5 separate regions of the Homo sapiens genome follow, and regions 1, 3, 4 and 5 are each linked to region 2. The links are chromatin loops, found by intact Hi-C in ENCODE. Cell type or tissue: mammary epithelial cell. All regions are shown on one strand. Region 1 holds the start of CTNND1 (catenin delta 1). Region 2 holds the start of LOC124902674 (a long non-coding RNA gene). Region 3 has its middle 74 kb from the start of CTNND1. Region 4 has its middle 120 kb from the start of OR9Q1. Region 5 overlaps CTNND1 (catenin delta 1).

What was found. Peaks named below come from ENCODE experiments on the same cell type or tissue, not always from the same donor. Only the 100,000 strongest peaks of a DNase experiment are listed, where the experiment ranks them.
Region 1: a loop joins it to region 2, with 6 times the contacts of the local background. A loop is called at or near these places in 3 of 110 quality-filtered maps.
Region 3: it touches region 2 in a loop (2.4-fold over the local background); 8 of 110 quality-filtered maps call a loop at or near these places.
Region 4: a loop joins it to region 2, with 11 times the contacts of the local background. A loop is called at or near these places in 3 of 110 quality-filtered maps.
Region 5: a loop joins it to region 2, with 5 times the contacts of the local background. A loop is called at or near these places in 5 of 110 quality-filtered maps.

Annotation. Positions count from the first base shown.
Region 1 is chr11:57,761,796-57,766,795 of GRCh38, forward strand. CTNND1 (catenin delta 1) reads left to right here and starts at 7. Exons shown (of 21, transcript NM_001085458.2): 1 at 7-324. The region is part of intron 2 of TMX2-CTNND1 (TMX2-CTNND1 readthrough (NMD candidate)); the gene reads left to right. In mammary epithelial cell, a CTCF peak has its summit at 1,992; DNase peaks (open chromatin) are centred at 16 and 1,986; H3K4me3 peaks cover 4,161 bases; H3K27ac peaks cover 3,310 bases.
Region 2 is chr11:58,057,002-58,062,001 of GRCh38, forward strand. The region is part of intron 2 of OR9Q1 (olfactory receptor family 9 subfamily Q member 1); the gene reads left to right. It overlaps LOC124902674 (a long non-coding RNA gene), which reads right to left and starts at 934. Exons shown (of 2, transcript XR_007062672.1): 1 at 682-934. RefSeq lists enhancers at 1,031-1,711, 1,712-2,391 and a silencer at 2,016-2,310. In mammary epithelial cell, CTCF peaks have their summits at 2,582, 3,028 and 4,119; DNase peaks (open chromatin) are centred at 2,160 and 5,000; H3K27ac peaks cover 3,136 bases.
Region 3 is chr11:57,832,814-57,837,813 of GRCh38, forward strand. No RefSeq gene overlaps it. Among named protein-coding and RNA genes, the nearest start is that of CTNND1, 74 kb to the left of the region's middle. In mammary epithelial cell, no CTCF peak of the experiment used is centred here; no DNase peak of the experiment used is centred here.
Region 4 is chr11:57,901,037-57,906,036 of GRCh38, forward strand. No RefSeq gene overlaps it. Among named protein-coding and RNA genes, the nearest start is that of OR9Q1, 120 kb to the right of the region's middle. In mammary epithelial cell, no CTCF peak of the experiment used is centred here; DNase peaks (open chromatin) are centred at 875, 2,875 and 4,625; H3K27ac peaks cover 5,000 bases.
Region 5 is chr11:57,810,054-57,815,053 of GRCh38, forward strand. It overlaps CTNND1 (catenin delta 1), which reads left to right. Exons shown (of 21, transcript NM_001085458.2): 16 at 56-170; 17 at 1,346-1,433; 18 at 4,258-4,320. TMX2-CTNND1 (TMX2-CTNND1 readthrough (NMD candidate)) reads left to right here. Exons shown (of 21, transcript NR_037646.1): 17 at 56-170; 18 at 1,346-1,433; 19 at 4,258-4,320. Among named protein-coding and RNA genes, the nearest start is that of CTNND1, 51 kb to the left of the region's middle. In mammary epithelial cell, no CTCF peak of the experiment used is centred here; no DNase peak of the experiment used is centred here.

The sequences.
Region 1 (5,000 bases), 300 kb before region 2:
GCTGCCAGATCAGTTTGTCACCACCCAGGCTCCCTTGCCTTTGGCTGGGTGCAACTTCCATTTTAGGTGTTGGATCTGAGGGGGAAAAAAAAGAGAGAGGGAGAGAGAGAGAAAGAAGAGCAGGAAAGATCCCGAAAGGAGGAAGAGGTGGCGAAAAATCAACTGCCCTGCTGGATTTGTCTTTCTCAGCACCTTGGCGAAGCCTTGGGTTTCTTTCTTAAAGGACTGATTTTTAGAACTCCACATTTGAGGTGTGTGGCTTTTGAAGAAAATGTATGTACTGACGGGAAAAGGAGGATAAGCAAGTCGAATTTTTGTCTTACGGTAACCGGAGGGAATTAAAAAACGGGAGAGTCTGTTATGCTGATGAGTAACTTTTAAGCAATTATTTTTCTTTTCTACTTTCAGTACTTTGGCGGGGGAGATTTTGGTATTTTATTATATTTAAAAAGGTAAAATATACAAGACCTAGAAACAAACTTCTAGGTCTCTTTAATACAGGAAGCTGAATAGATCCAGAGGGGTAAGAGCAGGTTTGAAAATTTACATTTTGGTGTGTTCTTTGATTTTATTTATTTATTTTTCTGGATTAAGCTAACATATTTCTGTTTTCAGAGCCCAAATCAAAAGTTGGTTTTTTGGCATGTTGCATGTGGGTTGGGAAAGAAATTTGTCCGTGTCGGAACCCAGTTATACCGATGGTTCTTCATATGTTTAAAACTTTTTTTTTCTTTTATCATTGGATTTGTGGAAGTGGAAAGTTGCAGGGAGCTTTGCAGTGTAAATGGTATTGTTTTTCCCCCAGAGAGTTTGAACGGCCCGTATCGGTTTCAGCCCTGCTGTTCCTGGGTGGATCCCTCTTACTTTTCCAGGTGCGGTGGGTGGGAGCCTCATTCTCCTGCTAGATGTAGTCTCCCTTCTTTGGCTTATAAAAGAAAACAAATGGAACCATGTTAACTGAATTGCCATCTCCTTCTTCCTTCTAAACTACCTTTGATAGCAAAGATTTGTGGAGGTGTTTGTTAAATCTGCAAATACGATAACGTTTGGTTTATGTGTTTAAAGGGATAAGGAAATTCTAATCATGCTTTTTATTTCACCTGAGTAAAGTGGCAACATACCTGAAAATATTTTCAGCTTTTTGCACTCTGAAAGGGCCAAGGGTGGAATAAAATTAGGTTTAGAAAAACCATTTATACAAAGTTTAGTGTTTAAAATACATTTCAGAAAACAAGGGAGATTTTTATTTTTAAACCAACCTGAAAGTTGTTTTTTGGAGTTGAATTTATTGTTTAGTTAATTTACCATGAAATCTGAAATCTCTTAGAGCTGAAGGCCCATGACTGTGCTTTCATATCTTATATTTAATCTTAAGATTTGTTTTGTTTTTGCAAATACATTCTTGCAAAAGTACGGATTCTAGATAATTATATAGCCAACTCATCAGTAGCTGAAAAACTAGGGTATTCTCTTCTCTTTTTGAAAATGTGAATCCGCCTGAAAATTATAGATGCTGTCCTAATTGTAACAAGATGGGCTTTAGTGTGTAAGCTGCTCATTAGCTTTAAACTGGTATGGATCTTTAATAATCTGATTTCGTTCTCCCCTCACCCCCCTGCCACAAATTTTTTTAAGACTAGACTTCCTTGAATTTCTTTTCTAGAATGAGGGTATTTCTTGAAAGACGATTTCATCCTTGTGAAGTTGTGGCTTCAGGAGGAAACAGAACTTTGTTCCTCCTTCAAATACAACCTAGGCAAAGGCTGCAGGAAATTTTTGATGTCTGAATCTCATAATTATAACAAGTACAGTTAAAAAGAAAGAAAAAATACAATGTGTATAGGCTGTTGAACTGTAGTTCTTGTTTAATATTTTCCAAATTTTCTTTCAAATGTTCTCTCTGCCTTGACTCCAGCCTGGGGAGGTTTCTTGGATCTTTAGAGTGTTGGTCATGTTGCTTCCAGAGTGTCTGTTTCCCACTCAACCTTTAGGGGGAGGGATGAGGGAATCTGAAGGAGGAGTACAAAGGCAGTTTGAAAATAGGTTCTGGATGACTGAGTGGTGGTGATTTGGGTCTAGCTTTAAATAGTGGGCTTTGTGTAGCTGAAGTGAGCATCCTAGTTAACCTAGTGTCCAGGACTATTTCCACGAACTAAGGGTTGTTTTGACTGGTGTGTAGTACAGAGCCTTTGGGGTGATAAGATGGAAGATTTGTCTTTTACCTCACCTCCACTGGTTCTTTCAGGAATTATAAGGGATGCAGATAAGTAAATCTTTTATTTTTTAAATTTTTTGTTTTGCTCATTGTCTTGGTTTTGGGGTAAAAAATGATGATAGGTAAGTATGAGCTGTTCAGATATTTCTTTCCTTGTTTGCCTCCTATGTACGGTTGGTTTCTTTGTTATGTGAGTAAGGTAGTGGTCTGTGTTCCAGATTGCGGGGCGGGGGGGCGGTTCTCTTTTAGGTGGTTGGAGTTCTAGTACCTTTCTCAGGGTTCCAGCATGGACAGTCAGAGAAGCTCCAACATGTTCTCTGAGCTAGGGTAAAATTGAGACTATTGGTGATATTAACAAAAAGAAAAGCACTAAGTAATTACAATCCAGCCTTAGGTTTATGAAGTAGCTGCTCTCCAGGGATGAATGAGATAGGATGGATGCAAATAAATTAAGCATAGATCACTATCAATTGGAATAACAAAATGATTAGCTTTGTATAATTTATCTCCTTCTATTTTGGTACCCTGTTAGTAACTGCCAAGGCCCTCATTCCCCCCTACCTCCCCACACCTTGTTTTTAGTGTATTCTAAGCATTTTGCATAAACTATTAATTTCCCACCACTGGTTTTTTTGTTTGTTTTGTTTTTTAAGGAATTTGACCCTCAGAGAAGCTGAGGTTTGGTGAAAATCTCACTGCCTGTAAATGGTTGAGGCCAGGATTAACCCTGGTCTGACTAACTACAAAGTCCATGGACTTAACCACTAATATACTGCCATTCTCCAGAGAGAATGGAAACAACAGCTCGAACTAAAACGAGCCCTTGCTAGAGGCAGGAGTGTTTCATCTTGGCACAGGGGCAGTACTCACTTAAATTTCCAACTCCCTCCAACTCCCCACTACCCTTGTTGGGATAATGTATGCAAAAGATCTATTTTCCATAGAGCCCATGGGGAGCTGGATGTGCTAGAATGGATATTATTTTAATCTTTAGAACGAGAATCTTTCCATATCCATATGCCCACCATTGCTGTCCTAATTTCTTAAACTTCCTGGAATTGTGTCACACGTTGTTTATCAGTAAAATTTCTTCTTCCAGAGAATTTGTTAGGTATGTGGTTTGGAATGATAGGATATCATCAACTTGCAGGGACAGGCTTGTAGGAGGTAGTTCAGATATTCTTGTCTTTCCCTCTAGACTATGAGCAGCTTGGGTGTAGGTACTGTCTTATCTCTGTATCTTTTTAGCACCTGTCTTAGTGTTTGGTACATACTGAGGTGCTCAGTAAGCCTTGGTTAAATAAGGCATTTGATGAGAATCAGTGAGGGACTGATTTGTGGGGAAGGCTTGAAAGGAAGCAAAACAACATAGATTAATCAAATTGCAATGTACTTTTGCAACTTTTACTGTAGTCTGTAGTTTTAACCTTTTATGCGTCTCCTCCCTTAATTTTTTTTTTTTTTTTTTTTTTTGAGACAGGGTCTTGCTCTTGTCATCCAGGCTGGAGTGCAGTGGTGAAATCATGGCTCACTGCAGCCTCAAACTCCTGGGCTCAAGTGGTGCTCCCACCTCAGTCTTCTGAGTAGCTAGGACTATGGGTGCACACCACTATGCTTGGCTAATTTTTGTGTATTTTTGTGGAGATGGGGTCTCTCTATGTAGTCCAGGCTGGTCTCAAACACCTGGGCTCAAGCCATCCTCCTACCTCGGCCTCCTAAAGTGCTGGGATTATAGGTGTGCCCCACCACACCTGGCCCTCCCTTATATTTTTAAGCAAAGTTTCTAGAGATAATGGAGGATTTAAAATTTTAGCTTTTCTTTAATCCTGTTCCTTTCTTGGCAAGTGGTACAAAGAATAGTATAAAAAGTAAGGATCTGGCCTGGTGCGGTGGCTCACGCCTGTGATCCCGGCAGTTTGGGAGGTCCAGGTGGGTGGATCGCTGGGCAACATGGTGAAGACTCCTCTTTACAAAAAATACAAAAATTAGCTGGGCGTGGTGGCATGTACCCGTAGTCCTAGCTACTGGTTGCAGCAAGCCGAGATCATGCCACTGCCCTCCAGACTGGGCTTGCAGAGCCAGATCCTATCTCAAAAAATAATAATAATAAATAAATAAATAATAAGTATCCTAGTCCGTTCATTTCATAATGAACTTCAACACTGAAAACCTTAAATGTTGCCATTTTCTAGGGGAGAGTATATTAAGACATCAGCAGAAAAGTACTGCTTTCAGCCCTGGTTGGAGGTGAATGGTTTCTGTGCTTGTTAATAAAAACGTTAAGAGCTTGGGATGATAGTTTTGAACATCAGTGTTTCAAAGAAAGTATGTTTGGATATCAGTGTATTTTTTAAATCACTGTTTTAGCCACAAAACTTTAGATTTTGTTCATGTATTGGGAAGCTTATGAGTTTAAGAACCGAAATTAGTTTTCTTGGGTAATTTAAAAGGTATTAACAAGGAACTTGCCTACAGGAGTGAACTGTAGGTAATAAGGATGTGAATAAGTACAAATATTCTTTCATGTTCTCTTCCCTCAAAGAAGGGTTAAATGACACACAAAGCTGAAGTAGGGATTGCTCTGCCTAAATTATGCAGCTGCCTCCAAGGTTTCCAATAGAGCATTGATGTAGCCTGGCAGGGAGATTGTAAGAAGGCAAGAACAACTGTTCTGGTTAGAACTAATGAGGGGGAAATTAGGGTATGGATTGATTTGTATTTAATTGTTTAATGTATTTTTCGGAAGTAATTTTTTTCCCTAATTCTACTTGGAATTGCATGTTAT
Region 2 (5,000 bases):
TTTTTTTTTTTGAGATGGAGTCTCACTCTGTCACCCAAGCTGGAGTGCAGTGGTGCCATCTTGGCTCACTGCAACCCTGCCTCCCAGGTTCAAGTGATTCTCATGCCTCAGCCTCCTGAGTAGCTGGGACTATAGACAACGCCATTACACCTGGTTAATTTTTGTATTTTTAGTAGAGACAGAGTTTTACCATGTTGGCCAGGCTGGTCTTGAACTCCTGACGCTAAGTGATCCACCTGCTTCCCAAAGTGCTGGGATTACAGGTATGAGCCACTGTGCCCAGCCCAAGGTCTTTTTGATTAAAGTACCTAATGACCAGAGAGGAAAAAAGACCTCGAACACAGAGAAGGCTGATGACTAGGCCAAGCACTCAGACTCAGCTCTTCCTCTAGCTGAAAACCTAGTGTTCTTCTCTTGGTGTTGTTGGTTGAGGCCTTTGTCCTCTGAACTCTATTTCATCTCTTTGAGCTTGTTCTAGCATTACCTCTCTGACTACGAGGAAAACACCACCTCCCTTCCCTTCCTGTCCTTATCCCTGAGCAGCCCATGAAGAATGGGTGTCTGTGCTGGATTGGATGTTTTACATTGCAGATTTACCAGTTTTCTAACTTTGTGGTTAACTCTTTCCTACTGTGAATCTCATATGGTTTTTGTTGCATATCAGCATTGGCATGTAGTGACCTGGATGGCAGGACAGCTGTGTTCTCTTCCAGCTCTGCCTCCCCTTTTTGGTGATCTCCCTGCTTCGTGCTGGACCAGCAGATTTCTAAGGCCCTTGGCAGTTTTGATGTCATCACCATTATTAGCAGCAGCGTCACACCACCTGGAGAAAAGCTGTAGCCCATAACATGCATTAATCACCAGCCAGCATTTGTATGCATGATCTCTTATTTTCATAACAACCTACCACGTATATATTATTATACTCAATCTACATAGGAGAGAACTGAAGCTCAGGAAAGGTAAGTGACTAGGCCGCAGAGAAATCCCATATTGAGATTTGAGCCCATATCACTTTTGTTCTAAATTTGATGCTCCTTTCATTAGGCCACACTGCCTCTCTGCTAGTCTAAAGCTCACAGAAAGCTGGAATGGACAGGGACTGGGAAAGGCTTCTTGGCCACTCACCTGAGAAAGCCTGGCTTCCCATGCATTGGCATACGTGCCTCCCAGGAATGGTCCCTCTCTCTCAGAGCAGGACATCAAGTTCTGATAGGCAACCCACAGGGCTTTGGCTGCCAGGTAGGCTTGGTAAGTGGCAGTTAGATCAGGAAGTTTGAAGGCAGACAGGTGGGCAGTGGTCATGTTCTCCAGCCCTGTGCGATGCCAAGCCCCTTCTCTGGCACTTTGGATGGAAGCCCCTAATCCAGACCACCTGTATCCCTGCACTCCTCCCACAGCTTCCTCATCAGACTGTTGCCTGGCTACACGGCTGGGCGCAGCGCCAACAGGAAGTCCTTAAAGGCAGGTATTATTCCTAAGTGTATGGTCAGGCTCAAGCTGCCATTCAGCAACTCGTGGGCTTTGGGACCCAGCACCGAGGGGTTATATGTGAAGGAGGTGGAAAAGATCCACATCCTCCCATTCACATTGTTCTCCTGAAGGGCCCCCGCCAGGAGTCTGAAGTGAAAATGGTAGCAGTCACAGACAATGACGGTGGCAGCAGGGGTTTAGGCAATGACGGTGGCCATGCTGTTGATGCTGTCATCTACACTGCTGATCTTTGAGAAGGCCATGCAGCCACCCTCGCCCCCGATCTGCTTCTGCAGCTGCTGATCCAGCCACTCAAAGTTGCTGTTGTCATAACTGACCAGGCCTACTCAGGTCCAGTTAAAGTAACTCAAGAGCTTGGCCAGGACTCAAGGCTGGTGGGTGCTGCTGGGCACTGTGCGGAGGAAGGATGGGAACTGGAAACAGTTGGAAAACTGGGGGCGCTGAGATCCATGGCTGATCTGGGGGAAAGGAACAGAGCTGTACATTCCTGGCCTGAACACACTTGCTCAGGATCCACAAATGTTCTCACCAGCCTTGTAACTTGGCCTCATTTTTCCCTCTCTGGCTTTTATTTCTAATTATTATCTCACTGGCCTTTGATATATGCTGTTTCCAGGTCCTTCGAAAGCCTGTGGGCTCAGGCCTAAGAAACCAACTGACGTTTTTAGAAAGGAATGCAGCGGACTAAAGAATGCCAACATATCTTCCAGTGGGGGTGGGAGAAGCAGAGAGGTAAAGATGTGCTAACGGCTTTGTTTCTCTCTATACATTGTATAATTCTTGGCATTATTTGAAAGATAAAGGCTCAAGTGAATTAAAAGCTGTATAATTGTTAATAGAATAAAAACAAGATATATAAATTCCAAAGCAGCAGAAGGAAAATAATTGGAAAAAATGATCAAATTAAAAAAAATTCAGGGCCGGGCACAGTGGCTCATGCCTGTAATCCCAGCACTTTGGGAGGCTGAGGCGGGCAGATCAATTGAGGTCAGGAGTTCGAGACCAGCCTGGCCAGCATGGTGAAACCCTGTCTCTACTAAAAGTACAAAAATTAGCCGGGTGTGGTGGCGCATGCCTGTAATTCCAGTTACTTGAGGCAGAAGAATTGCTTGAACCCGGGAGACAGAGGTTGCAGTGAGTCAAGATTGCACCACTGCACTCCTGCCTGGGTGACTGAGTGAGGCTCTGTCTCAAAAAAAAAAAAAAAAAAAAAAAAAAAAAGGAAAGGGAGAAAGCATAAGAACTAGAAAACTAAATAAAAATCTCTATTATTTCTATTATTATAGTTTTATTAACAGAAAGCAATGACCCAGCATAATAAATAGAAATTATATAAGATGGCAGAATACCATCAAACCATATCAGCAGTCAGCTTAAATGATAGGTTACATTACCCTACTTACGAAGAGCGTGCTGTATTCTCTACTTGCCTGTCTTGACACACTCTCCAGGCTTCTCTGTAATAGCTCTGAGCTCCAGAAGGGCTGATCTTTGTGGATTGTGTCAAAGAGCTGCCCTGCCCTCTGCCTTCTGGTAGGAGACTTGCTGGGAGACTTGGGGTAGGGGGAAAGTGAGGTTGAGGTATTCATTTCTCCCTGCTTAGCCATGGGTGGGCAGTGGCTGCCTTCCTCAGCTCTGCTTCCTCTCCCAAGGATGGAAACAGCTTCCGACTGTGGCTGTCCTTCAGGTGTTTCACCATTATCCCTTCCCACTCCTTTGAAAGCAGCCCCTTCATCTGGGTTTTTCCTTTTCAAAGGTAAAGAGGGGAGAATTGAGCTCTCCTGTCATGGGGCAGCTGAGTAAAGATTTTGACTATAATAGATGGGAAATTTTCAAACTGGATAAAAATCAAGCCGGTTATTTGCTATTTAGAAGAAACACAAGTAAAGCAAAATAACAAGAAAATCTAATATCAGGGGATGGGTAACATAAAAATCTTAGGTGAGTCCACTTGACCTGGAGGCTCTCCAGCCCTCCTGCCTAAGGAAAGCTGGGAGGCTTTTGGAGCAGAGGGGAAGGGGTTGTCAGTGTAGAGTGTGATTTCTGGTGGGCAGACCTAGTGGGTGCCCATATGATGTATTAAGTTTTCTTTAACCTGTTTATCAGCAAAAAATATTTCAGGAGCTATGGTCAGGAGTTCGAGACTAGCCTGGCCAGCATGGCGAAACCCTGTCTCTGCTAAAAGTACAAAAAGTAGGGGGGTGTGGTGGCTCATGCTTGTAATTCCAGTTACTTGGAAGGCTGTGCTATGGTCAGTTGAATATTAAACTTAAGAAAGAGTCATGAAATTAAGAGAGCACTTTTTTTTTTTTGATAGAGGAGGATAAGAACAAAACACAGTGTGGCCTGTTTATTGAGGAGTCCCAAACCTGCCGTACAGCCTTCCCTGATCCCTGCTCCTCAAGCTGAGATCTAGTTCTTAATTCTTGGTTCATGCCAGCCCTGGGATCATCGCCTTTGTCACATCATTGCTGAACTCTTTCTACTTCAGACTGTTCGAGTTCATGCCTTTTCCTCTCCAATCAGATTCTAAGCAGGATCCATTCAATTTATCTTAGTTGTTGAGTGCATGAGTGAATGCCTGTTCTTTTCTCTTCTCTCCTGCTCATCTTCTTCCTGCTTTCCTTCCCCTACAGGCTCCTCAGGTCAGTGCAGGGGCTCACTGTCAGACTTTTCCCAGCCTACCATAAGGAAGCTGTCCTACCAGATATGTGCAGACAAGTTCTTTTACTTCAAAGTTTTTGGTGAGTCTTTGGCCCTATATTGGGCAAAATTACACAGAGGACGTGGGAGCCAGCTTTTCTCCAAAGTTAACTGCTCCTTCCAGGCTTGCATTGTATCATCATTATCACTAATAGCAATTCCAACTAACAGTCATTGAGGGTTTAAGTACCAGGCCCTGGTTATTCCATTGTTAATATCCACAATGACTCTAAGAGGCAAATACATTATCATTAACCTTTGTTACCTTCGTTTTGTAGATGAGGAATGTGAAGCTCAGACAGATGACTCAATTTGTCAAGGTCACATAATCAGTAACTAGCGTTTGTAAGATCCAGGTTTGCTGACTGTCAAGCCAGTGCCCTTCATTGTTTCTAGCTCTTCGGCTTCCCAGCCCACCTCTGTCCAGTGATCTCTGTTGGTGAGTTGTATGAAATGAGGTGGGTCCTTTGATTTTTAGGGACTCTGGGGTTTTGGAAAACCAGAGTCGGCAACAGCAAGGGCTATTGCAAAATGCTCAAGAATTTCTTAAGATGTAACACATTTGGAGCTCCCTTGGATTTTTAGCAAGTTAAAGGTAGCACTTAGCATATGTTAAGCATTGAGGTGCCAGCGGTGGTTACAATCTGCTCTGTAGCTTCAGAAATGTCTCGGTTCACACCCATTCAACAGATGCGATCTGAACAACAGCTACATGCCAGTTCGTATACTAATATGAGCAAAACCTACTTGCCAATCTCAAAGATCTCCTGGTGAGTGGTACGTGAGCAACAAGATGATGTCAT
Region 3 (5,000 bases), 220 kb before region 2:
GAGCAATGTACTGAAATTTTAATGGATAAAATGTTATGATGAGGAAATTTGCTTCTAAGTAGTATGGGAGAAGAGTAGATGAGGCTATAAGTGACACAATTGGCTATGGGTAATTCAAGCTGGGGTATGGGTACACCAAGTTTCATTATAGTATTTTGTTTGATTTTTCTGTATATTATTTAAAATTTAAAATTAGAATTCCCTGTAATAAGTTTTTTAAAAATGGTATATTTGGGATCTAGTAGCTCCATGTGGCTGAGGCACAGGGACATACAGGGCAGCAGGATATGGGACTATGAAGGGAGTTAGGGTCTCAGGGGTGGTGCTTGGGCTATAAAGTTCTTTTCATGCAGGCAAATGAGTTTCACACCACCCTGGAGACCTAGCGTTCTGAGGTGGAGCCTCTGGAGCAAGGATGGGGGACAGGAGCTGAACAGAGGGGATACTAGGATATTTTAACAAGAACAGCTTTGCTTCTAACTTTTATTAAATTGGGCTTCCAGGTAATATTTTGTTTAAAAACGGGATTCTGAGGCTTCAAAAAATTTCTCTGTAGCCATTGAGAGAACAGTTGAATATTTTAAAGACCGTCACTTGAGCCATAGTGCAGAAGATTGGAGGTAGGGAAATCAGCTGGGAGGCTATTTTAATATAGCTGGGAGGCAAATGAATAAAGCATTTGTTTTGAGAGGAATTTAGCCAGTGAAGATTTGGTCCCAGGAGGTAAACCTTTTAAGACAATATTTGTAATTATTATTTCCCAGGCCATACTCCTAGGGAAGACAACAAAGAGGGTGTGGAAATATGCTTACTCCTTGTAACAAGAAAGCCAGTCCTTCTTAGCACCCACTGGGGAATAGGCTGGAACCCTGCTCCTTTCTCTTCTATCTGGCTCTTGACAGAGCACACGGAGAACTATGTCTCCCTTACAACTGTCTCAGCATCTTCTTTGATCAGAGTCTCCAGTCTGTCCTCCTGTGCACCATAACTGATAATTTGGTGAGGTAGGGAGTGATGCCAGCTGTTTGGGTTTACAGTGACCACTTCTATTATTGTTGCTCCGTTTCAACTATAGCTGCTTTCAGTATGCACCACCACATCTACTTGACCGTACTCTACCTTCTTATAGCAGCTTAAACTCCAGAGTGTAAGACCCCAACAACTAGCCATCTCTTCTTCCCTTTTCTGTGAAATCTTAGAGTCTGTCTGACTAGGCAAATCCACTGACTTTCCCTCCTAGTAATCTCCCTCAAATGTAATGTCTCACTGAGCCCTGCGCCTTTAAAACACACGGACACATACTCATGCATCAAGCTGCTAACAGCTAATAAAAATGAACTATTAACATTCCAGACTCTGCTAGGTGCCTGTAATCCTAACACTTTGGGAAGCTGAGGTGGGAGGATCGCTTGAGCCCAGGAGTTTGAGACCAGCCTGGGCAACACAGTGAGGCCCCATCTCTACAAAAAACCCAAAAATTAGCCGGGTGTGGGATCACGTGCCTGTAGTCCCAGCTACTCAGGAGGCTGAGGGAGAAGGATCATTTGAACATGGAAGGTTGAGGCTGCAGTGAGCTATGATCATGCCACTGCACTCCAGCCTGGGTGACAAAGTGAGACCTTGTCTAAAAATAAAAATAACATTTAGATCTTGTCTAAAAATAAAAAACATTCCAGACTTGGTGAAAATCATTTAGGTACATCTTTATGTGTCTCTATCCCTCTGGCTTTCAGTCTACAATGTCCTGGTGGGCGGGACGCATGTTTCTTAACCTTGCCTTTGCCCCTCTGACTTGATGCTTGAGTGAAGCCTCTTTAGTTCTTACTTTTTGTGCTCATTAAGATCTTAGCCTTCTTGAATTATGGAACTCCTTGAGAATCTGATGATTGTTACGGACCTGCTCCAGAGAAATGCACACACATAGTATTTTGCCTACAATTTGAGAGTCTCTTGAATTTTAAAGCCGTTGCAATTTAAATGCATCAGGAAGACTTGACAGCAGAGAGTTTCTTGATAAAAATGCAGTATTCCTTTATTGCTGCTTGTTTGGTTGGTTTAAAAATATGCGATATTTCTTGTCCTACCCTAGCATTTCTGGTGCCAGTATCACCAATTTAAACAATCTCCCTGGTAATTCTAAAGTTCACTAAGATTTGAGAAGTTCTGCCCTAAAGACTCAGCTTGTCTTCATAGTCTATCTCATCTTCTGCTCCCAGCCACTTAACTCCTGCTACAGGGGTTCAAACTCTGGAGTCCTGGTTGTTATCTAAAGGGAACAACTGCCTTCCTGTAGGGCTAAAGTGAAGCCCCTTCATGGAGAAGCACTAGAGTCTGACAGTGGGCCCAGGTCTTCTTCATTTTCAGGTATAGTTCTGAATTCAGAAAGCCAAGTCATGTCCCAGAGAGCTGCACTTCTCTCCTTCTTTCTGTCCATCTCTCATCAATTATTTCTGTACTCACCTTCCCCCACTTCAGACTGGAACTTTCCCTCTTCTGGAGTTGTTGCTTTCCACCATACAAGATGTCTTGTGCTTCTGCATGTTGGCATCCAGGTGTATTATTATTCCTGTGTGGTAGCCAGCGGTGCAGACTTAGAATGCCTTGTAAGTGCCTCTAAGTAGGATATAGTAAAAAGGTTTGCAGAGTTAAGCTTACATCCCAGCAGGTCCAGGTACTTCTTTGAGGTACAAAACTGATGACAGGGCTGGGCGCAGTGGCTCACGCCTACAATTCCAGCACTTTGGGAGGCCGAGGTGAGCAGATTACTTGAAGTTAGGAGTTTGAGACCAGCCTGGCCAACATGGTGAAATCCCATCTTTACTAAAAATACAAAAATTAGCTGGGTGTGGTGGTGCATGCTTGTATTTCCAGCTACTTGGGAGGCTGAGGCAGAAGAATGGCTCAGGAGGTGGAGGTTGCAGTGAGCCAAGATTGTGTCACTGCACTCCAACTTGAGTGACAGAGTGAGTGAGACTCTGTCTCAAAAACAAACAAACAAACAAACTGATGACAGAGCAGAGAAGGTCGTATTGAGTAACTTAATTTATTATTTTTACTAGCTATAAACAATTTAAAAAATGTAATAATTGAAAATAATTTAGAAAGTTCAGAAGGGGCCAGGCACAGTGGGTCATGTCTGTTATCTCAGCACTTTGGGAGGCTGAGGTGGGAGGATTACTTGAGCCTAGGAGTTCAAGACCAGCCTGGGCAACATAGTGAGATCCCTGTCTCTACAGAAAAATAAATTAGTCAGGTGTGGTGGCATGTACCTGTACTCCCAGCTACTTGGCAGACTGAGGCAGGAGGATCCCTTGAACCCAGGAGGTTGAACCTGCTGCATAGCTAGGGTGACAGAGTGAGACCCCATCTTTAAATAAATAAATAAGAAAGTACAGCAAATGTTTTTTTTTTTTTTTAAGTGGAGGCTAAGTCAATTATAATCCTAGTTTTTTAAGTAGAGGCTAAGTCAATTATAATCCTAGTTCCTGCCATCCAGAGGCAACCATTATTAACATTCTGGCATCCTTCCATCTAGTGTTTTTCTATTTTTTAAAAAATAGAAATTATACAATATATACAACACAGTTACCTGCTTTTCTTTGCCTAACCTTGTTTTATAACATTTCCCAATTAATGCTTCAAAATCGTATTTTCTTTTCATGGCTGCATGATATTTAATTAAATAAATATACCATTATGTAACTTTTGCTCAATTGTTGGATACTTAAGTGTAATACCTATGTATAGTATTATAAATATGCTGTAATAAACATCTTAGTACCTAAACTTTTTCTTCTGGATTTTTTCCTTAGAAGAGGAATTGCTGGGTTAGAAATTATGAACATTTTTAAGACTCTTGATATACAGTACTAAATTATTTTCCAGAAAGATTAGAGTATGTAGCCTTTTCAGATTGGGTTCTTTTACTTAGAAATAGCATTTAAGGCTCTTTCCTGTCATGTTATGGTTTGATAGCTCATTTCTTCTTATTGCTCAATAATATTCCATTGTATGGCTGTACCATAGTTTATCCATTTACCTGGATAAACAAATCCAAAAACATCTTGGGTACTTCTAAATTTTAGCAATTATGAATAAAGCTGCTGTAAACATTCACGTGCAGGTTTTTGTGAGGATGTAAGTTTTCAATTAATTTGAGTAAATACCAAGGAGCATGATATGGTATGGATTTGTGTTCCCACCCAAATCTCATGTCGAATTGTAATCCCCAGTGTTGGAGGAGGGGCTTGGTGGATGGTGATTGGCTCATGGGGGTAGAGTTCCCCCTTGCTGTTCTCATGAAAATGAGTGAGTTCTCATGAGATCTCATTGTTTAAAAATGTGTAGCACCTCTTCCTTCACTGTCTTCCTTCTGCTCCAGCCATGTAACATGTGCCAGCTTCCCCTTTGCCTTCCTCCATGATTCTAAGTTGCCCGAGGCCTCCCAGAAGCAGAAACCTGTACAGCCTGCAGAACCATGAGACAATTAAACCTCTTTTCTTTATAAACTACCCAGTTTCAGGTATTTCTTTATAGCAGTGTGAGAACAGACTAGTACAGAGCACAATTCCTGAATCATATGGTCAGCCTGTGCTTAGCTTTGTAAACTGAAATTGCCTTTTCCTCCAGCAGTGAGGAAGAGTTCCTGCCGTTTCCCATCCTCTCCAGCACTTGGTGTAAATGTTTGTGTTTTGGATTTCAGTCGTTCTAATAGGTATGTAGTGGTATCTCGTTCTTGTTGTTTTCTCTCTCATCATTGCCTTGATTTGCAGTCTCCTAATTATGCATGGTGCTGAGCATCTTTTCATCTGCATATCTATCATCTTTATATCTTCTTTGTAAAGTTTTCAGATCTTTTGCCCTTTTTAAATTTTTTTAAATTAAGTTTTTAGAGTTCATATATTTTGGATACCAATCCTTTATCAGATAAGTGGAATTTTTTTTTTTTTTTTTTTTTTTTTAAACAGAGTCTCGCTCTGTTGCCCAGGCTGGAGTGCAGT
Region 4 (5,000 bases), 160 kb before region 2:
AGAATGTAAATACTTGATTACTCATTTTAAAATATTGATTACATGTTGACAATATTTTGGATATATTGGGTTAAATACATTATCAAAAATAATTTCACTTGTTTCTATTTTTTGAATGCAGCTACTCAAAACATTTAAAATGAACACAGGTGGCCCATATTTGTGGCCTGCATTATGTTTCTGTTGGACAGTGCTGCCTCAGTCCATCTGGACTTTCAGTTTCCGTAAGATGGGGACTCCTGTCTCCCTTCCTGGCTCTTCCTTCCCTCTCTAAGTTCTGGAAATTTTTACTTCTACATGATCATTATTTACTTCTTGCCAACTGCCCTGGAAGAAGCAGCAGCAAAGGCCTTTTGTGATAAGGGCCTGACAGATCATCTTCAGGGATTTCTCAGAAGAGGCAGCTAGAGGAGAGGAGATAAGGCTGAGACCCCACCACACATTCTGAATAAGGAAGGGAAGAAGAATGAGCCAGCTGATTTCTCCCAATCTCCAGGGGACATTTGGCAAAGCCTGGAGACTTCTTTGGTTGCCACAGCTGGTGGGAGGGTGCTACTGACTTCTTGGGTAGAGGCCATGTATGCTGCTAAACATTCTACAGTGCATGGGACAGTGCCCTACACAAAATATTATCTGGCCCCATATGTCAGTAGTGTCAAGGCTGAGAGACCCTGACCGAGGTCTAGAAAGGGCCTTGGGCCTTTGGTTGCCTCTGAACAGGGGTCAGGAGGGAGGCTGGAGATGCTGACACAATAGGGGAGACCTGTTCCGTCCTGTCCCATTCCCCCATTCTTTCTTGATTGTCAGTGACTCATGGCCCTTCCCCTGTGCTCCTGAGCCTGCCTAAACTCATGCTGGTGGAGAGAAACGGAGCATTTCTTCCCAGGTGTGAATCACTTGCCCCACGCCCCTGGCAGAGACCTCTCCCTGCAGGAGATAGGCTCTTTGGAGATTTGCCCAGAGGGGATGGGCCTCCCAATTCTCTTACCTTGCCCATCTACTTTTCTTCTTGCTCCCTCCTCCCTCTGCAGCTGTCGTGGAGCTCACCAGAAGCTCCTGGCCAGAACCAGGATTGTTGAGCAGATGTTGAGCACCTGAGGGAGGAAGCCCGTGGGAGCCGCTAGGGTTTTCTCAGAGGGAATAAAAACTTGCCTCTGAATTTCTTGCAGAAACCCGGGTCTCTGGGGAGCAGCACTGTTGGTGTTTAGACAGGTCCATTCTATAATTCCTTGACCAGATTTCATTGAGCCCTGATTATAAACCCCAGCTCTGTAAGGCACACTCTCTGCCTTCATAGCATTTATAGTCTAGCTAGGGGTGCAAAACCCAAACACTCACAACAAATAAAAATGGGCTTTAAAGAGGAGTCAGTGGCAGTGAGGCTTCAAAGGAACAGACAGCTAGGGCTCAGAGTGATGAGTGGGGTTGCCCAGAGCTGGAGGAAGAGCCTGTATTCTGGATCCCACCGGCTCTGGCTGCATCCTGATGTTACAATTTCCTATCTGTGCAACCTCCTCTGGGAAACAAAGGTAACAATAAAACCTAGGATTAGATGAGACTGTGAACTGCTGCCTGCTCCCACTGCCCATACACAGTTAGGTACAGCTTGTCCCATGGAGAACTGCTGGGTGCAAGGCAGTGGGTACTCCCAGATTGCTGTCTCTATGGGAAAAAGGCTATGAGTGCAGCTTGCTGATTAGGAGGTGTGGGGTATCAGCTCCTTGCTGGAAAGATGCGGCCCTGGCACACTTTGTAGCAGTTATATCAGTTATATTGGGCTTTATGAAGAGGCATCTGTCCCTGTTCTTGGGAGAAAGATTCCTGCCCACTATTCAGCCTTATGTGACCCTAGGATGAGAGCTGTAATTTGCTGAGCAGCTCTTATGTGCCAGACACATTATGCCAGACCCTTCGCTGCGTCATCTCATTTTAGTCAAGCAACAATTAAGACATCAATTAATACATATGACATATACATTAGTTGGGTCCAGAAAGGCAGAACAACTTGAAGTGGGGTGGGGGGAGGTGGGAGTTGGGGAGCTTACAGGTCATAGGTGGATTTAAATATTTTTTTAATTGGCAGTTGGTCAAAAGAGTTAAGTTATTATCTAAAGACCTGGAATCAAGAGAGAGGAGTGTGTGGATTAAGATAAGGGGTTGTGGGGATCAAGGTTCTTATTATCCAGAGAAAGTATTTAGGTGGCTATCCTTAGTGACAATTGATGGCAAATGTTTCCTATTTAGACCTTTAAAAGGTGCTAGACTCTCAGTTAATCTCTTCAGGATGGGAAGGGCCTGGAAAGGAATAGATCTAGTTATGTTAACAGAGATTCTTTACAGATGCAAATTTTCCCCCACAAAAGATAGCTGTGTAGGGTCATTTCTCAAAATATGGTAAAAAACATATTCTGGGGTAAAATACTGTGATTTCCTTTCTTATCTGTCATGTGGTGTTATACTAGAGTTGGGTTGGAATTTGGTATCTTATTGCCACAGAGAGCCTGTTTTGTCAGTCTGAGGATCTCTGTTTTACTGTTAATGTTGGTCAGTTGCGCCTGAACTCCAAAGGGAGAAGAGGATATGGCATGTCTGACTCCACCTTCCCATCGTGGCCTGAACTAGTTTTTCAGGTTTCTTTGGGTCCCCAGGCTAAGAAGGGGGCGTCTATTCAGTCAATTGGAGGGCTTAGAATTTTATTTTTGGTTTATACTTTCTGTTTCCAACAGTGGGCCAGGGGCTGGGTGACTGGAGACATAACATTGACAAAGAAACGCTCTAGTCACTCATGTCTACTGGGAGAGAACATAAAACTGGCATTTGTAGTGCAGCGTGGTGAGTGCTAGCATGGAGGTAGCATGAGTCATCAACCTGTCTGGTCTCCTAGGCTGCTGTCGCGCGAGGCACACTGCACATGGCTAACTGGGTGACTCCACCCTGGTTCGGGCACTGCACGTACTCAGCTGAGGCTGCCGGATGCCACAACCCTGGGCCAACCACCTCATGTGTCTGCAGAAGACCACCTGTAACAGAGCCAGATCTGGTCTAATTAAAAACCCAAGTGTTGGCAGCCAGTCAGTAACACCCAGAGACTTTGGTTTGCTAACATGGGAAGGAGACAATTTATGGTCTTCTAGCTTTAGAAAATTGCCTTGTTTCTCCTCCTGCATCCTCAGATCTGTGGCTTTCCTAGACTGTGTGCCGAATCAGGCTTCCTGCATGAAAGTAAAAAAATTTGTTTTCATTCAGCATTCAATCTTTGGTTTCTGATAACTTTTTGTTTTTTCTTTAACAAAGGCAAACCAGAGCACAAATGAACTCTATCTGTAAGAGAGGAAGAAGTTTTCCCAGAAAAAGTTACCTTTATGCTGGAACTAGAATAATAAAGAGATTTGGGCTGGGCGTGGTGGCTCACGCTTATAATCCCAGCACTCTGGGAGGCTGAGGCGGGTGGATCGCTCGAGGCCAGGAATTCTTGGCTTGGGCAGCATGATGAAACCCTATCTCTACAAAAAATATAAAAATTAGTTAGGCATGGTAGTGCACCTCTGCAGTTTCAGATACTCAGGAGGCCGGGTGGTAGGATCGCTTGAGCCTGGGAGGTGGAGGCTTCAGTGAGCTGTGACTACACCACTGCACTCCAGCCTGGGCAACAGAGCGAGACGGTCTCAAAAAACAAAAAACACAACAACAACGACAAAACAGATTTGTCAGGCCAACAAAGGAAGTGTTACAGGAAAAAGGGGTCCTGATCCAGACCCCAAGAGGGTTGGTGGATCTCATGCCAAGAAAGAATTCAGGGTGAGTCTGCAGCACAAAGTGAAAGCAAGTTTATTAAGAAAGTAAAGGAATAAAAGAATGGCTACTCCATAGATGGGCAGCCCCGAGGGCTGCTGATTGCTCATTTTTATGGTTATTTTTTGATGATAAGCTAAACAAGAGGTGGATTATTCATGCCTCCCCTTTTCAGACTGTATATTATTGCATTATTATTATTATTGTATTAATGTATTATTAATGTTAAACCCAATTTTTAATAAAACTTTAGACATATTTACCCAATTTTAATGTTTAACTATAAGGTAAGATTCTTATAAACCTTTATAACCCTTTACATTTTTTTTGTGAAAGAGCAGATTAGTACTCTAAGAAAAACCTGTTGTGCTTTTATTCTATTTAATTTACAGAAAAACTGAATAATACCCCTTTAACTTTAGCCAATGTGTTCACACACAGAATCTCTTACAATTAATTTTTATAAACCTTCCACAACTTGTTTAAACCTTCCACAACTTGTTTAAACCTTAGCTTTATTCTAACTAACTTAAAACAATTCTTCAACTCTTTAGGCAAAAAAATCCACATTCCTATGCCTTCTTATAATCTTTTACCAAATGTACATTCTACTTTCCTTACACACCTTACATGTAAAATTGTTTCTTCAATAGTCTCAATTATATGTGACAATGTTAAACTTTTAGCAACTTACTTTGGTGAAAACCCTGGTTAGTAAGTAATTTTAATTGTGTACTAGGTGTGGAGCCTTACCCAGGATATACCAGGCAGAAAGGCAGATAAGGGCTGACTCTCCAGCATAGCTAGGGGGTGTGGCTAACTCCACATGTCCTCAGGCCTTACCTTACTTAAGCAACCAAATTGTACAGTAAGAGTCATAGTGGCATTTTATGAAGCATTTAGGAGGCCTAACAACCTTTGAATTGTACAACGTTTCTTGCATAAATTCCCTTTCACAAATCCTTTCACGACTTACACAGACCATCTGAGACATTCTTTGACTTTCTGACTTGCCCTCCTTTTAAATAACCAGTTATTTTACTTTAGGACAAGAATTTACCATACAAGATCCTTTCTTATATAAAATCTCTTTCTTTATAATCTTTGTATAGCCAGGGGGCATGGCTAATTCCATGTTTCCAGGCCTTATCTAGAATCTAATGGCTTCAAAGTAGGTAAATTGAACAATTTTTAAAAGTTAAAGAAGT
Region 5 (5,000 bases), 250 kb before region 2:
AGCTTTTTTCCTGATTTTATATCCAAATTCCGTATGGTGTTACTTTCCTCCAAAGGAACCGCTCAGAAAAAGAAGTTCGAGCAGCAGCACTTGTATTACAGACAATCTGGGGATATAAGGAACTGCGGAAGCCACTGGAAAAAGAAGGATGGAAGAAATCAGACTTTCAGGTATAGTAACTTTTGAGACCAAGACTTTTACTTTTTTTTTCTTGGTCCCAGGATAATGCTTCTGTTTTCTTTCGTTTCTTCCATTTCACCATCATGCTAAACCTATTTTTTTTTTCTTTTTCGGAGACAGAGTCTCACTCTGTTGCCCAGGCTAGAGTGAAGTGGCGCAATCTCGGCTCACTGCAACCTCTGCCTCCCGGGTTCAAGTGATTCTTGTGCCTCAGCCTCCCCAGTAGCTGGGACTACAGGCACATGCCACCATGCCCAGCTAATTTTTTATATTTTTAGCAGAGATGAGGTTTCACCATGTTGGCCAGGTTAATCTTGAACTCTGAGCTTAGGCAACCTGCCTCGGCCTCCCAAAGTGCTAGGATTACAGGCATGAGCCATCACACCTGGCCTCATGTTAAATCTATTTTTGACCCATATTTCTTAATTAGGAATTATTTGGCCAGGTGTGGTGGCTCACACCTGTAATTCCAACACTTTGGGAGGCTGAGGCAGGTGGATTGCCTGAGCCTAGGAGTGTGAGACCAGCCTGGGAAACATGGCGAAACCCATCTCTACCAAAAATAAAAATAAAAGTAGCCAGGCGTGGTGTTGTTTGCCAGTAGTCCGAGCAACTCAGGAGGCTGAGGTGGGAGGATTGCTTGAGCCCAGGAGGTAGAGGTTGCAGTGAGCCGACATCACACTGCTGCACTCCAGCCTGGGCAACATAGCTAAACCCTGTCTCAAAAAAAAAAGAAAAAAAAAAAGATTTGGTTTACTCCTCAAAAGGATGATGTGTCTACAATTCATTTGTTGCCGACACAGCTCAGGTATCCCTCTATGTCATAACATACTTTAGGTGCAGGTGATGATGAAGGATGATGGCCTTTTTGACTTTTGCCCAAATCTACCGTAGCCCTTTGAGGGAATTTTTACTATTCTCTGAAACTGTATTTTCTTCTGATAGTGTCAATATTTGGATCCTTTGTAATCTCCTGTTCTGGAACACAAATAGAAGCCATAATATCCTAGTTTGTCTCACTGTCTAGGGTATTTATTCAACTCTTATAAGTTGCTTTTTCATGATTCTATTTGGGAATAGGAACCTAGAGGTTTATGCCCATTAGAGCATAAGATAGGGTGAATTCAGTATTCTGTCACATTGTCGCATTTGTGTTTGCCTCTAGGTGAATCTAAACAATGCTTCCCGAAGCCAGAGCAGTCATTCATATGATGATAGTACTCTCCCTCTCATTGACCGGAACCAAAAATCAGGTGCAGTATCCAGAAGGCACACCCTCTCCTTTTAGCCACTCTTGCTGTTCTAGGTGGCTTACTAAGAAATAGGATATATATTATTTCTGAATTAGCTAGCCTTTTGTGGGAGGGGAATAATTTTCCACTCCAGGATCCTAACGCAGAAATGGGTAGGTCTTAAGCATTAGAAATCAAAACAAAACAGGTAATTAGCCTGAATGTGATTCCTTTATCATTGCTTGTGAACTTAAAACACTGGAAAGTGAACTCTAGTCTGTTTTGTCTATTTTTTCTCCTTTTAAATTTCCATTTAATACTTAATATTGTAATAGTTACTATTTTAAAATTACAAAATATAAACAATCAGAAAAATAACAAAAAATCACTTGTTTCTTTTATCCAGAGAAAACCACTTGTATCTTTTAAAACATTTTTATCATGTGAGTAAACACATTTTTCCTCTGAGATGAATTATATATTTTGTTTTGTAAATTTTTTCTTTTTCACATAAAGTGTATATTGTGACCATTATTATCTTAATCACACTTGGCTTTTTCCTTGATTATTGGTTCTTAAAGTGTGGTCTGAGAGTCCCAAGATTGTTACAATTTGTACTGATGGCACAGAAAGCAGTGATGCTTCTTGCTGGTGGCTTAGCACAAACCAGGGCAGTGACATAAAGCTGAATGAGTCATTGTAGTCTTCATTGCCACTCACATAGGTAAAAGCAGAGAGCCATTTTCACTTAACTGGAGAAGAAAAAACATCAGGCCAGGTGTGGTAGCTCATGCCTGTAATCCTAGCACTTTGGGAGGCTGAGGCGGGCAGATCACCTGAGGTCAGGAGTTCAAGATCAGCCTGGCCAACATGGTGAAACCCCGTCTCTACTAAAAATACAAAAATTAGCTGGGTGTGGTGGCAGACGCCTGTATTCCCAGCTACTCAGGAGGCTGAGGCAGGAGAATCGCTTGAACCCAGGAGGCGGAGGTTGCAGTGAGCCGAGATTGCACCACTGCATTCCAGCCAGGGCGACAGAGTTGAGACTCCGTATCAAAAGAAAAAAAAAATCACTTTTATTGTTTTTCTACCCTTGAGTATACATCTTTTTAATATTCTGTGCTGATGAAATAGCATATTAAAGCATGATGGTTGTCTTAAGGAAATGTACTTGTGTTATTGTTTCAGTTACTAGTTAGACTAGCCACTTTTTAATTGTTTATTTATTTATTTTGAGATGGGGTCTCCCTATGTTACCCAGGCTGGTCTTGAACTCCTGGGGTCAAGCGATCCTCCTGCCTTGGCCAAGTGTTAGGATTACATCCGGCGCTCAGCCACACTAGCCACTTTGTTTAATGGAACACTGTTTTTACTTGGAAAAAAATGTGTGGTAGACAAAGGGATTATTCAGATGTGCGCATTTGGCAGACATTTTCTCAAAAACGAATGCGATAAGCTTGTTGCTTTGAGGAAAATAACACAGTGTTTGCTGCCTGAGCTTTCAAGTGGAAATTGTAGTTTTGAAAAACTTTTATTTGCCACTGTGAGCCTGGTAACTTCCCAATACTGAAAAGACTTTTCTAGGCTGAGTGTAGTGTCTCATGCTTATAATCTCAGTACTTTGGGAGACTGAGGCAGGAGGATCATTTGAGCCCAGGAGTTTGAGACCAGCCTGAGCAACATAATGAGACCATGTCTGTACAAAAAAATTAGCCAGGCATGGTGGCACATTCCTGTAGTCCCAATTACTTTGGGAGGCTGAGGCAGGGAGATCACTTGAGCCCAGGTGGTCAAGGCTGCAGTGAGCTGTGATTGTGCTACTGCATTCCAGCCTGGGCAACAGAGCAAGACCCTGTCTCAAAAAATACATGATTAAAATGAAAAAAGACTTTTCTAATGAAATAAACAGTGATGTTAACGAATGTGATTTCAAAATATTGTGTAATGCTATGTGTTAGCATTTTGAATATCTGGATAACTTGAAGCAGTATTTTGCAAGTGACAAATACATATGTCAAAATCGTACATAGGTAATTGATCCGTTAAAAGTGCAAGATGGACCAATGGATTTTAACTAAACAGAATATGAAGTGATTGTTAATTATAGATTCCACATTACTGTCAACCTTTAAGAAACTACTACTAATTAGTATACTATTAAAGAAGAATAACCACAATTATCTGAAAAGACTATTAAAATCATCCTCTTTTCCAACTTTTTATCTGTGTGAGGCTGGATTTTCTTGATATACATTAACTACAATAACATATCACAAAAGATTGAATGCAGAAGCAGGTATGAGAATCTAAGCCAAATTTCAAAGAGATATACAAAAATGAAAAGGATGTTATTAAAGATTATTTATGATAACATGTAAGAAGTTTACCATTAAGTGAAATAGATACTTTAAACTTGTCAGTATGGTAACAATTAATACATAAAACTCACACCAATGAAGGTTCTTTAGATCCTTATAATTTTTAAGACTGTAAAACGGCCTTGAGACCAAATAATTTGAAAACTGCTAGTTTAGATGGAATTGTTTTTTGATTTAAGAGTCTGTAGGGGCCAGGTGTGATGGCTCACACCTGTAATCCCAGTACTTTGGGAGACTGAGGTGGGAGAATCACTTGAGCCCAGGAGTTTCAGACCAGCCTGAGCAACATAGTGAGACCTCATCTCTACAAAAAGCTTAAAAATTATCCAGGCATTGTGATGCACATAGTTGGTGCTAAGTAGAAGTGTGAATGAAGGGAAGGAAGGAGGACCAGAGAGCAATTTTCATGATGTGTACAGATTTTGAAGAATTGTTTTTGACATGGATAACTTTCTGACTTCATACAGATAAGAAACCTGATCGGGAAGAAATTCAGATGAGCAATATGGGATCAAACACAAAATCACTAGGTAGGTGATTAATTCCTGCCTAAGGATGTGGAGTAATATTTCACTGGCTAAGGAGAGCTGTCTAGCTCTATAGTTTTTTTTCTAATACCCTTACCATTTACCATCCTGGGAGAGCATTGGCTGATCATTTCCATTTTGAAGGATGTAAGGAAATTTAATAAAATCTGATCCGTCTACTTTTTCTACATTCCTACATGCTCAAAGGTTTTCAGAAATCTTTCTATGCCTCTCCTATTACTACACATTCAAGTTTGTAGCCCATTATATTCCTACCCCAGTCTCCTTCTCTGGAGTGAATGGATACATCTGTTTCTGCCCAACTATTCTGCTTGCTATTCTATCTATTCACTCTATAGTTTGATTCTGCTCATGTAATACCTCTTACTGGTATGTCCTTCCCTTTTGTCTTTCTAAATTCTCTTTATCTCCAAAGGCTTAACTCAAGTCCTGTTTTCCCTTGTCAGGTCCTTCCTAACGATTGCAGCATATTTCACTCGCTCTTCTTTTAATTCCCATAACCTTTTCAGACAAACCTCTTGTTTAGCTTTATTATGTCATATTCTGGGTATTTTATACATATTGTCTTCCATCTTAGATTCAAGTTCTTTTTTTGAGACAGAGTCTCACTCGTTCACCTGGGCTGGAGTGCAGTGGCGTGATTCTCATACCTCAGCCTCCCG